Linked DNA regions of Homo sapiens: region 2 is linked to region 1. A link is a loop called in an ENCODE intact Hi-C map of the cell type or tissue named here. Cell type or tissue: heart left ventricle. All regions are shown on one strand.

Region 1 (5,000 bases):
AATGGATTTTATAGACATAATTCCCCTGCAAACTTAAAAAAATAAATAACCCCTACTTTATAGGACTAATTGTTTGAATTGTATCTTTCTCTGTATGTTAAACCAGATTTAAAACTATTTTATAACCACAATATGTAATCAGAGCAATATAGTGTTTTCAGATATATACCTTGTTTTATACCTTATGTAGGTGTCCTACATAAGGGTGGCATGCCCACTGGCTGTGGTAAAATTTAATCCTCATTGCTTTGGGAGTGACTTAAGGCCTTTTGAAGTGGAGCTTTTGCACTTTATACTTTTTCTGTGAACTATGATAACTATATTTGATATTAAAGCTGTAAGTGGCATTTTCAGCAAATGAATATGTACATGTTTGTGTCTATTTCCAAAATGATTTCTGAACTATCTGCAGTGAAAATGTATCTGATGGATTGTAGAGCAAAGCACATTGCCTAAATTCATTTGTTAATGAATTGGGTACCATTGTTATTAAAAATGCGTAAAGTAATTGTTGTTCCTTGTTGGTTTCTTCTCAGAGCTGTGAAATTAACACATGAAAATATTTCCAGCATAAAATACCTAAGAACAGTTTATTTTTACTAAAACTTCTATAGTCATGTCATATAGATATAAATCTCAAATATAGGCCTGGTGCGGTGGCTCGTGCCTGTAATCCCAGCACTTTGGGAGGGGAAGGTGGGTGGATCACCTGAGGTCAGGAGTTCGAGACCAACCTGGCCAACATGGCGAAACCCCGTCTCTACTAAAAAAAATACAAAAATCAGCTGGGCATGGTAACTCGCACCTGCAGTCCCAGCTAGTCAGGAGGCTGAGGCAGGAGAATCACTTTCACCTGGGAGGCGATGGTTGCAGTGAGTCAAGGTTGCACCAATGCCCTCCAGCCTGGGTGACAGAGCGAGACTCTGTCTCAAAAAAAAAAAAAAAACCCAAAAATCTCAAATATAGAATACAGTTCATTTATGCTGGATTTCATCAAATCACTAGAAGGAAGATCGTGACATTTTAAAATCATAAATTTAGCAGGAAAATTTTTACCTACTTCTTTTAATTTTCTGTGGCAGTTTTTTAAACTGAAAGGACTCACAGATCATCAGATTTAGAAGAATAGTCTGGGCACAGTGGCTCATGCCTGTAATCCTGGCACTTTGGGATGCTGAAGTGGGTGTATCGCTTGAGCTCAGGAGTTCAAAACCAGCCTGGGCAACATGGTAAAACCCTGTCTCTACCAAAATTACAAAAATTAGCCAGGTGTGGTGATACACACCTGTAGTCCCAGCTACGCAGGAGGCTGAGGTGGGAGGATTGCTTGAGCCTAGGAGGCAGAGGTTGCAGTGAGCAGAGATCGTGCCACTGTGCTCCAGCCTGGGCCAAACAGTGAGACCATTTATCAAAAAGAAAAAAAAAAAAGAAAAATCGTAAGAGAAGAAAGACTGGATAAGCATTATCTGTATCATTACAGTGGGTTTTTAGACTTTTTTTTTTTTTTCTGGCAGAGGTGAGGGGACAAGGAGTGGCCCCATAGTTGTTTGGCAATATAAAAGCTGTAGGAAAACGTCCATGTAGAGGTTGAGTATCTCTAATCCAAAAATAAAAAATCAGAAATTCTCCAAAACCTGAAACTTTTTGAGCACCTATATAAAAATCAAAGGGAATATTCCTTGGAGCATTTTAGACTTCTGATTTTTGGAATAGGGATGCTGTATAATGCAAATATTCCAAAGTCTGATATCTGAAATCCAAGCATTTCTGGTTCCAGGCACTTTGGATAAGGGACATTCAATCAGTATATAATTTTCTGGGGGTTCAGACATCTCTAGTAGCCCATCCAGGTAAACAGCCTCTGCCCAACAGGAGACTAAGCAAGCACTCAAATCCTTTTGGTGCTGAAATTGGTTACTCAGTCTTCGGGACTGAACTTTTTTGAGGCTGTGGTCAGGGACAGTGGCTGAGGAAGTTGAGAGCTCTGCTTTTGGGGCACTGGCACGGGTGTGTGTGCCTCTCTCCCCGACAGTCTGGATTATTTGTTTCTCCTCTTGGGTGACCTCTTTTTCTGAGTCTGGCTGGGAGTTGATGCAGCCACACCTGCTCCCTTTTCCAGATTGCCCTTTGAAGACCAGAGCTCAGGGGCTAGCCTCTCCCACTCTTTTCTTTAAAGGACTTTTCATTAAAAGACATTACATTGAAAGACTGTGTTAAAGAACTATACTACAAAGGGCTGGAGTGGGCAGACCCAGGGTTCTGGCAAGTGACATCTTAGGGCTCCTCAACAAACTGGGAACTTAGATTTTTTCCTTGCAGCCTCTTTCCTGGTTTACAGTTTCACAGTTCTTAAGATGGTGTTTGGGTTTGTCATACCGTTCTGTCTACTTTTGTATAGTTGGATTTTTTCATAATAAGAACTTAAAAGATACGGTATTTGAGATTTTGTTCTCCACTGTCTCCAGAGCCGGTTCTCAGCCTCCTTTCCGGCCCCGTTTTAAGAGGGCTGGCAGCCCCTCTCTCCCAGAACTTATCTTGTCTCAAGTGGCACTTCTGTCTCTAACTGTCTCCAGCCTGGCGACACCTAGTTTACCTGGGAAGTCTTCTCTTTGGGTGTTAACTCACAAAAAGGAAGAGATCACCCTCACCTGGGTTTTTATTTATTTTATGCTTCTCATTAAAACAAAACATTTGATTCAGCTGCTTTGGCAATTGAGAGCAGAGACCAAAGTGCTATTTTTAAGATGTAACAAATAACAGTAGTTTATTTTTATATTCGGGCTAGTGATAGGAAACTGGCTGAAGGTAAGGCCAGGAGCATGAAGTAATGGAAAACATACAGTGGCGCTGATGATATTTGGGAGAGAGGGTTTCCTGTGAACAAAGAAAGCCATTAGCTACTGGGTGGGAGGGACGGAGACGCTCCTGGAGTAATACTGCCATCTTGTGGGTTTTTGAGGCATTGCTATGTGGCGCAAGCGAAGCCCTTCCCAGTTCCTAATCATCCCAGAGATCACCAATTGTCTCAAAACGCCAAGTTATGTAATCTCTTTCTGGGCCCAGGTATGTTTCCCTGCATTTTTCCAAGCATCTCTCTCCCTTCCTTTTCCTCTCCTCTCTTCCCTTAGAAATTCAGTTTTCACCCCCCACCCCGGGTGTTTTAGAGGTTGCCCAATGTGAAAGCAAATACTGTTGTTGGCTCTCGGTATTCGTGGTTCCAGGACCCCCCAACCCCCATACCAAAATCCCAGAGGCTCCAGTCTCATACATAAAATAGCATTGTATTTACATATTACCTATGCACGTCTTGTGTGCTTTAAATCATCTCTGGATTACTTATAATACCTAATACAATGTATATGCTGTGTAAACAGTTGTTAAACTGCGTTGCTTTTTATTTGTATTATTATTTATTGTTGTGTTATGATTTTTTACTGTTTCTTTTTCCCTGAATATTTTCGATCCATGTTGAATAGGTGGATGTGGAACCTGAGGTTACAAAGGGGCTGTATTTAAAACCAATTTAAGGTAGATGTGATTTAAAGGAAGTTTTGTGTTTTTGTTTGTTTATTAGATATGGGGTCTTGCTGTGTTGCCCAGGCTGGAAGGTAGGGGCTATTTACAGGCTCCATAATGGCACACTACAGCATTGACCTCCTGGCCTCAAGCGATCCTCCTGCCTCAGCCTCCTTAGTAGCTGGGCCAAAAGGCACTAGCCACCGACCAGTCTGGAGGAAGTTTTTAATCCACTGGAGTGAAATTTAACTTTTGGGATTAATAGCTCAATTTACACAAGTCAAATGTCATTATAACTCAGATCTTTTTAAAGATGAATCTAATTTAAATCAACACTCAGCAAGTGTCTGTGTGGTATTACCTATTATGCTGCCTGCAGAGGGTTATGGGGACGGATGGAGCAGCTCAGATCTGGGGAGGGGAGAAGGCCACTGACTCTGCCAAATCCCCGTAGTGGAGAGGAATCAACAGTGCTAGGGAGGCAGGAAGGAGAGAGTGGTGAGTTTTCACCAGGGAGGAGCGAGAATTCTAAGCTTTAACTGATAAACCATGAGCCACATATAATACGGAATTTCAGTCCAGTGAAATAATTGGTCGACTCCCTAGGAATATTATTGGTAGACTCCCTAGGAATTTTCTTACAAGCAAACCTTATTTGACAGCCCATCACATAAGTTATCTTTCACATAAATGGTCTCATTTACTCCTCTCAGCTATTTTGCGAGGCTGGCATTACCATTATTCCTGTTTTGGGTACGACTGGAAATGTATTTTGACCACTGCTATTGCAAGGATGTGAACCCAGGACTTTTGACTCTTAGGTTTAATTCTCTTTCCACAGAGGATTTATGGCAAATGAGTTAAAGGTTTTCATATAGGTGGGCACCAAATTGGAATTGTCAGTTTCAAAACTGTCCTATTAGTACAAATAATTGGGTAAAATACAGTTGGCCTTTCATATGCATGGGTTGTGTATCTGTGAATTCAACCAGCCTTAGATTAAAAATACTTAAAAAATTCAGTGTTGAATATGTAGAAAGTATTTTTTTTACAGCTTTTAATTGTACCTTTATTCAACTTAGTTCATTAAAAATGTACTTGTTTTAAAGATCCTGCAAATAAAGTGACCACTCACTAATGTGGGCTATAGGTCACCCCTCAGCATGTTATTTATTTTTTTTTAAAAAGCAGTATGTCTTATAGGAATCTTACTGATCACACAGTAGTTACAATAATGTCAGATGTGATGTATACATTCTAAATGAGACAGGCTGGTTAAGAATTTACATAATGTAAAAATATACATATTAAAAGTTAGCCAAGTGGACAGATGCATGCAGTGGGGAGAGCAGGTGACAGGAACTGCTTTAATGATCAGTACAGGGCCCAGATGCAAGGAATCTGGGTTTCCCCTATTATAGTAAATAGCTTTCACTAATGTATACAGGAATTCCATACACATCTAAACACACGAGGGTAAGTTG
Region 2 (5,000 bases), 1.9 Mb before region 1:
AGTGATGGTTTCCAGCTTCATCCATGTCCCAGCAAAGGACATGAACTCAGAGAAGGCTAAATTATTATTACACTTTAATTGCAAAAAGGCTTGCAATAATCTAAGTTACCATCATGCATCTACGATAATTTTATCCTGGAGTTTTGGGAGATGAATTTTATGTACTATATCAGCAAGTCGTTGAAAAAAACAAGCTAATGTGGGAACTCTAACCAGTGGTTCCATAACATCGTCGTGTCTAAAATTCTCCCATAGTAAGTAAAACAATATTTTGATTCGATTTGGTCTTTAAAAAGTATGTCACATATTCCTTCCTTCTTTCTCCTAATTTTATTAGAAAAAGCAATATAGTATGGTAGTTAAGTACATAGGCTTTAGAGCCAGACAAACTCAAGTTCAGGTCTAATTCAGCCTCTTATTTGCTGCTTCTTTCTTCTTGGCCAGGTTGCTACTTAACCTCTCTGAATCTCATCTGAAAAGTGGGTATAATATTTCTCATAGGGTTTATGAATGGAAAGCACTTAGCACAGTTGAATAAATGACAGGCATTATTATTATTTGGGGGAAAAGAAGGAAGGGTGAAGTGAGGAGTATCACCAAACAATACTGTAAATTGTGAATTACAGCTCCAAGGAGATTAATAAAATTATATGGATTTTTAAACTGTGATAATCCATGAAAGCTCAGAAGACCCACCTTTCCATAATGATCCCACTAAGGATTTGCTGTGAAATTCAAAGCAAATTATCTAATGACTTTAGGACTCAGTTTCCTTATCTATTTTCACAGCATGTCCATGACCACAGATGTGGGTCAAAGGCCAGAAGGAATTTCCTGAACGTTCTGTTCTTTATAAGACCCCTCAGACCCTCAGTCAGTTCTGAAATTAGGGTGAGGGTTGGGTCATTGGAAACCCCAATAGTAAGCCTGATTGAAAGCCTCACCAGCCCCACAGGACTGGGGTTCAGAAAAGCTTCAATTTAATTTAGAACAAATAGAGTGTTTACACATCTAATGATAACAAATTTGCACTCATTCATAAACACAGACACAGTTTTTTTTTATTTTGAGACGGAGTCTTGCGCTGTCTCCTGGGCAGGAGTGCAGTGGCGCCATCTCGGTTCACTGCAAGCTCCACCTCCCAGGTTCAAGTGATTCTCCTGCCTCAGCCTCCTAAGCAGCTGGGATTACAGGCACCCGCCACCACGCCGGGCCAATTTTTTTGTATTTTTAGTAGAGAGGGGGTTTCACTGTGTTGGCCAGGTTGGTCTCGAACTCCTGACATCGTGATCCACCTGCCTCAGCCTCCCAAAGTACTGGGATTACAGGTGTGAGCCACTGCACCCGGCCACAGATTTCTCTTATATTCATTATAGAGCCTTGAGGCCTTACAGGAGTAAAGAAAGATATTGGTTTGTTGAGTGTACTTGGTGACTCAGCTTAGCTGATGTGACATGTGCTGAAAAGTGAGGAAGATACTTCTAAACCTAACCTGGACCTTTGGGCAGCAACTGGTGACAAAAATTGACACAGGATTTACAGGAATCTAAGGAAATACCTAAATACCATTGAGATCTACCTGTTATTTTTTACTTGAAGTACGTGCTTTTGGTGAATAGAATACATTCTCTACCCCATCAGATCTCTCACCAGACATGTTAACTAGTGACCAACTGATGGACTGGTGGTTAATTGCCTCTGTCAACCCCCAGAGCAGAAAATGCTAAGAAATAGCCAAGAGCAATGTAGCCAGAGGAGGACAATTAAGCCTTTGTTTTAGAAATTTGCCTGAGTAGTTTTCACTGGGAATTAGGGGGACTTTCTTTTTTCCAATTAGTATCCATTTTGAAATATTCAACACAGGGCTGAATACTCAAAGCAACCCCTCGGATTACCCAATCCTTACTCTCAAGTTTGTTGTGTTCCAGGTGTTTCGCTGTTGCCTTAATTTTTAGGCTCACTATTCTGAATACCACATTTTCGACCCAGGAAGACAGTGAGAATTCACTGAACAGTGAGCAACGCAAGCAATTTTTACTAAAAGTGAAAGAGAAGTCAAGAAAGCACCACCAGGGTGCTGTTCTTTTCAAATAAAATACACGTGTCAATAACAGCAGTGGACACCGGGGGGCAGTAACACACAACATAGGCAGCCTTTTTTTTTTCTTTAAATTTTATAATTAAATTGCATAAATTAAATAATGGTTTTCCAAGTTTCCACTTTGAAAAAAGAATTTCCCCAACAGTGTCTGCTGGTCAGGAGATACCACGCAGAGATACATGACTCAAAAGGTTGTCTTCTGGATCTTAATCAGAAGATCTGATTCTGTTTGTGAATCCAGTAATATTGCCGTTTTACATCTTTGACTTGAAATTAGGACAGACTATCTTTTTAAATTGGCTTTTACTATTTTCTCTCATCTCATGGCAGAATGACCAAAAGCTATATATAGTTTTTTTTTCTTGTTTTGTTTCTTTATTTGAGATGGAGTCTCACTCACGTCGCCCAGGCTGGAGTGCAATGGCGGGATATCGGCTCACTGCAATCTCCGCCTCCCGGGCTCAAGTGATTCTCCTGCTCAGCCTCCTAAGTAGCTGGGATTACAGGCACACACCACCACACCCAGCTAATTTTTGTATTTTTAGTAGAGACGAGGTTTCACCATGTGATCCAGGCTGGTGTCACATATAATTTCCTATATTCACGTTTGTAAGTCAGCCCTTCCTAGTTTGAGAGGACAGACTAGGCCCTGGGGTTGTGTGCAGTCTTTCCCTGGCCATGGTGATGGGCTGGAGTGCAGGGGCCGGGGGATGGAGCTTCTGCTTAACAATGGTTTTAGGGCCGCGGTCATCTTGAGGCAGGTGTGGCAAAGGCACCCTGGAGAGGAGAGGTGAAGAGACCTGGAGGCGCCAGGGGTTTGAGAACAGATGGAGAGCAGGTGACCCTGGAGCTCACCTTCCTCGGGGCAGGGACAAGAGGAAGGCCACATGTGCCCCTGTGCAGAGCCAGCTCCCGTGGGACACACAAAGGCATCCACACCCTAGGAGTTTCAGCTTTTCTCAAGTACCACCTCCAGCCTCATCACTCTGCCAGCTGCTCCTGCTTAACTTGTCAGACTCTAGGGACCTATGGCAAGAAGATCACTGGACCAACCAGGAAAGGAAAATACTAAGGCTTCAAACTTTTGGAAAGCTACTGGCCATACTTTTATGGAGCACAGAAGAAAAACAAATCCTCAAGTATCTGATGCTGTTTAGAAATAAGTATAAACTGCAGTTCATCCTTAAAAATAGCTAAATAATAACAGCTGACTGTATATAGTGCTGAAGGGGGTTGGCCACGGTTCTAAAGTCATTTAATTCTTATAAAGACCCCATGGAGCATGTGCCATAATTATCCCAGTTGGGGAATCTGTGGTGCACAGAGGCTAAATGACTCAGCTAAGGACGCTTGAGCTTTTAAGAATTGGAGGTGGGATTTGAACTCAGGCAATCTGGTACCGGAGGCTACACTCTGAACCATTACGCTCTGATGCTGGCAAAATGAGAAATGCAAAGTTTCCTCCTGTAAATGAAAGCAAAGCAAACCCTTACTCTGAATTTCTGTAACTGGATTTGGAGTTAAGTTACTTGAATACATATATGATAAATTGTCTGAATGAAAAATGCTGTTTTACATGGATACCTAACTCATTTAAAACTTATAATGGGATTTTTGCCTTTAATTATTCTAATTCCACTTCCTGGTTACAGATACTTAAAAAAAAAAAAAAAAAAAAAGCTTTTTTACCCCTCTACTGGAAATCAAGCATCCCTAGAGAGAAATAGCGTCTTTTTCATGACCTTTTTTAGCACTTGGCATATTTATCATGGGGTCTAACTCAGAGAAGGTATTCCATAAATATTTATTAGCTGCTTGTACAGCTTTAATAACTATTGTTGCTTCAATAAATATTCATTATGGGTGAAAAGTACATCTGCCAGGAGCTCTTGTTTTACTATATATCATAATAGGAAAATAAATTTATGAGTTTCTAAAAGATGGAAAAATTTATGAGCTAAAATATATCTTAATCACTAATGTATTTTTAAGAATCTTTGATAGTTTCTTAAATTGTTAATGCATCCAAGAGGAGAGGGAGAAGTGGTGAAATTATGTAAATAACAAATTCAGGATTCTTAAGAGAAGACGGGTAAGATTATATGATAGACAATAGGCTAGGCATTTTTATAATTACTTTTTTTAGCTTCTCAGAAATGCTAAAAGGCTATTATATTGTTCCCATTTTCCAGATGAGGAAGCTGAGAGTTAGGGAAGTAACTTCCTTTCCAACTAGTCAGGATTTGAATATGTCTGGTTTCAAAATCCACACCCTTTCTATTATACATTATATCAATCAAGAATTCATTCTATAGCAATAGAACTTGTTGATGGTGGTTTAAAACTGTGGGATTTATTTTCTCACATGAAAGGTAGTGTGGAGACACCTGGGCGTTGGCAATGGCCCAGTGTCTGGGTGATGTCAGGGCAATGATACTGTGATGTTCTCAGCCTTTCCTCACGGTTGCAAGACTCAAGGGAGGAAGATGAGAAGGGGAAGTAGGCCCTCAAATCCAAAAACTTTCTTAGGAACCTCACAGCAGATTTCATTTATATCCCATTGTCCATAACAGAGTTAAGGAGGAGGATGATAAAGAGTTGGACAAGCCAATGATCAGTGTCTACACAATCAGGTTGTGATGTTTGATAGTAGATTCTTTTGATGTTGTCTCTGTAGGGTAATTGTTAAATGATCAAGCAGTTCCTCTGAGCTCATCTCCAGCGGGTACATTCTGGGTCAGAAGAACTGAGTTTTCAAGTGCATCTCGGGTATCTGGTCACTTTTGCTTCTGCCAACATAGTCTTGTCCAGTGTCAGAGAGAGGACATGCTGTTAAGTGCTGCCACTTTTCATGTACTTCCTACAAGTACCATGTCTGTAGCTCTGTGCTGTAAAACTG

The links. A loop is a pair of places that touch in the nucleus more often than their neighbours do. Peaks named below come from ENCODE experiments on the same cell type or tissue, not always from the same donor. Only the 100,000 strongest peaks of a DNase experiment are listed, where the experiment ranks them.
Region 2: a loop joins it to region 1, with 17 times the contacts of the local background. A loop is called at or near these places in 6 of 110 quality-filtered maps.

The regions. Positions count from the first base shown.
Region 1 is chr9:19,454,666-19,459,665 of GRCh38, forward strand. No RefSeq gene overlaps it. Among named protein-coding and RNA genes, the nearest start is that of MAP1LC3BP1, 6.2 kb to the right of the region's middle. RefSeq lists enhancers at 2,576-3,171, 2,766-3,060, 3,075-3,214. In heart left ventricle, no CTCF peak of the experiment used is centred here; no DNase peak of the experiment used is centred here; H3K4me3 peaks cover 824 bases; H3K27ac peaks cover 1,248 bases.
Region 2 is chr9:17,529,722-17,534,721 of GRCh38, forward strand. No RefSeq gene overlaps it. Among named protein-coding and RNA genes, the nearest start is that of SH3GL2, 47 kb to the right of the region's middle. In heart left ventricle, a CTCF peak has its summit at 2,124 (motif pointing right); no DNase peak of the experiment used is centred here.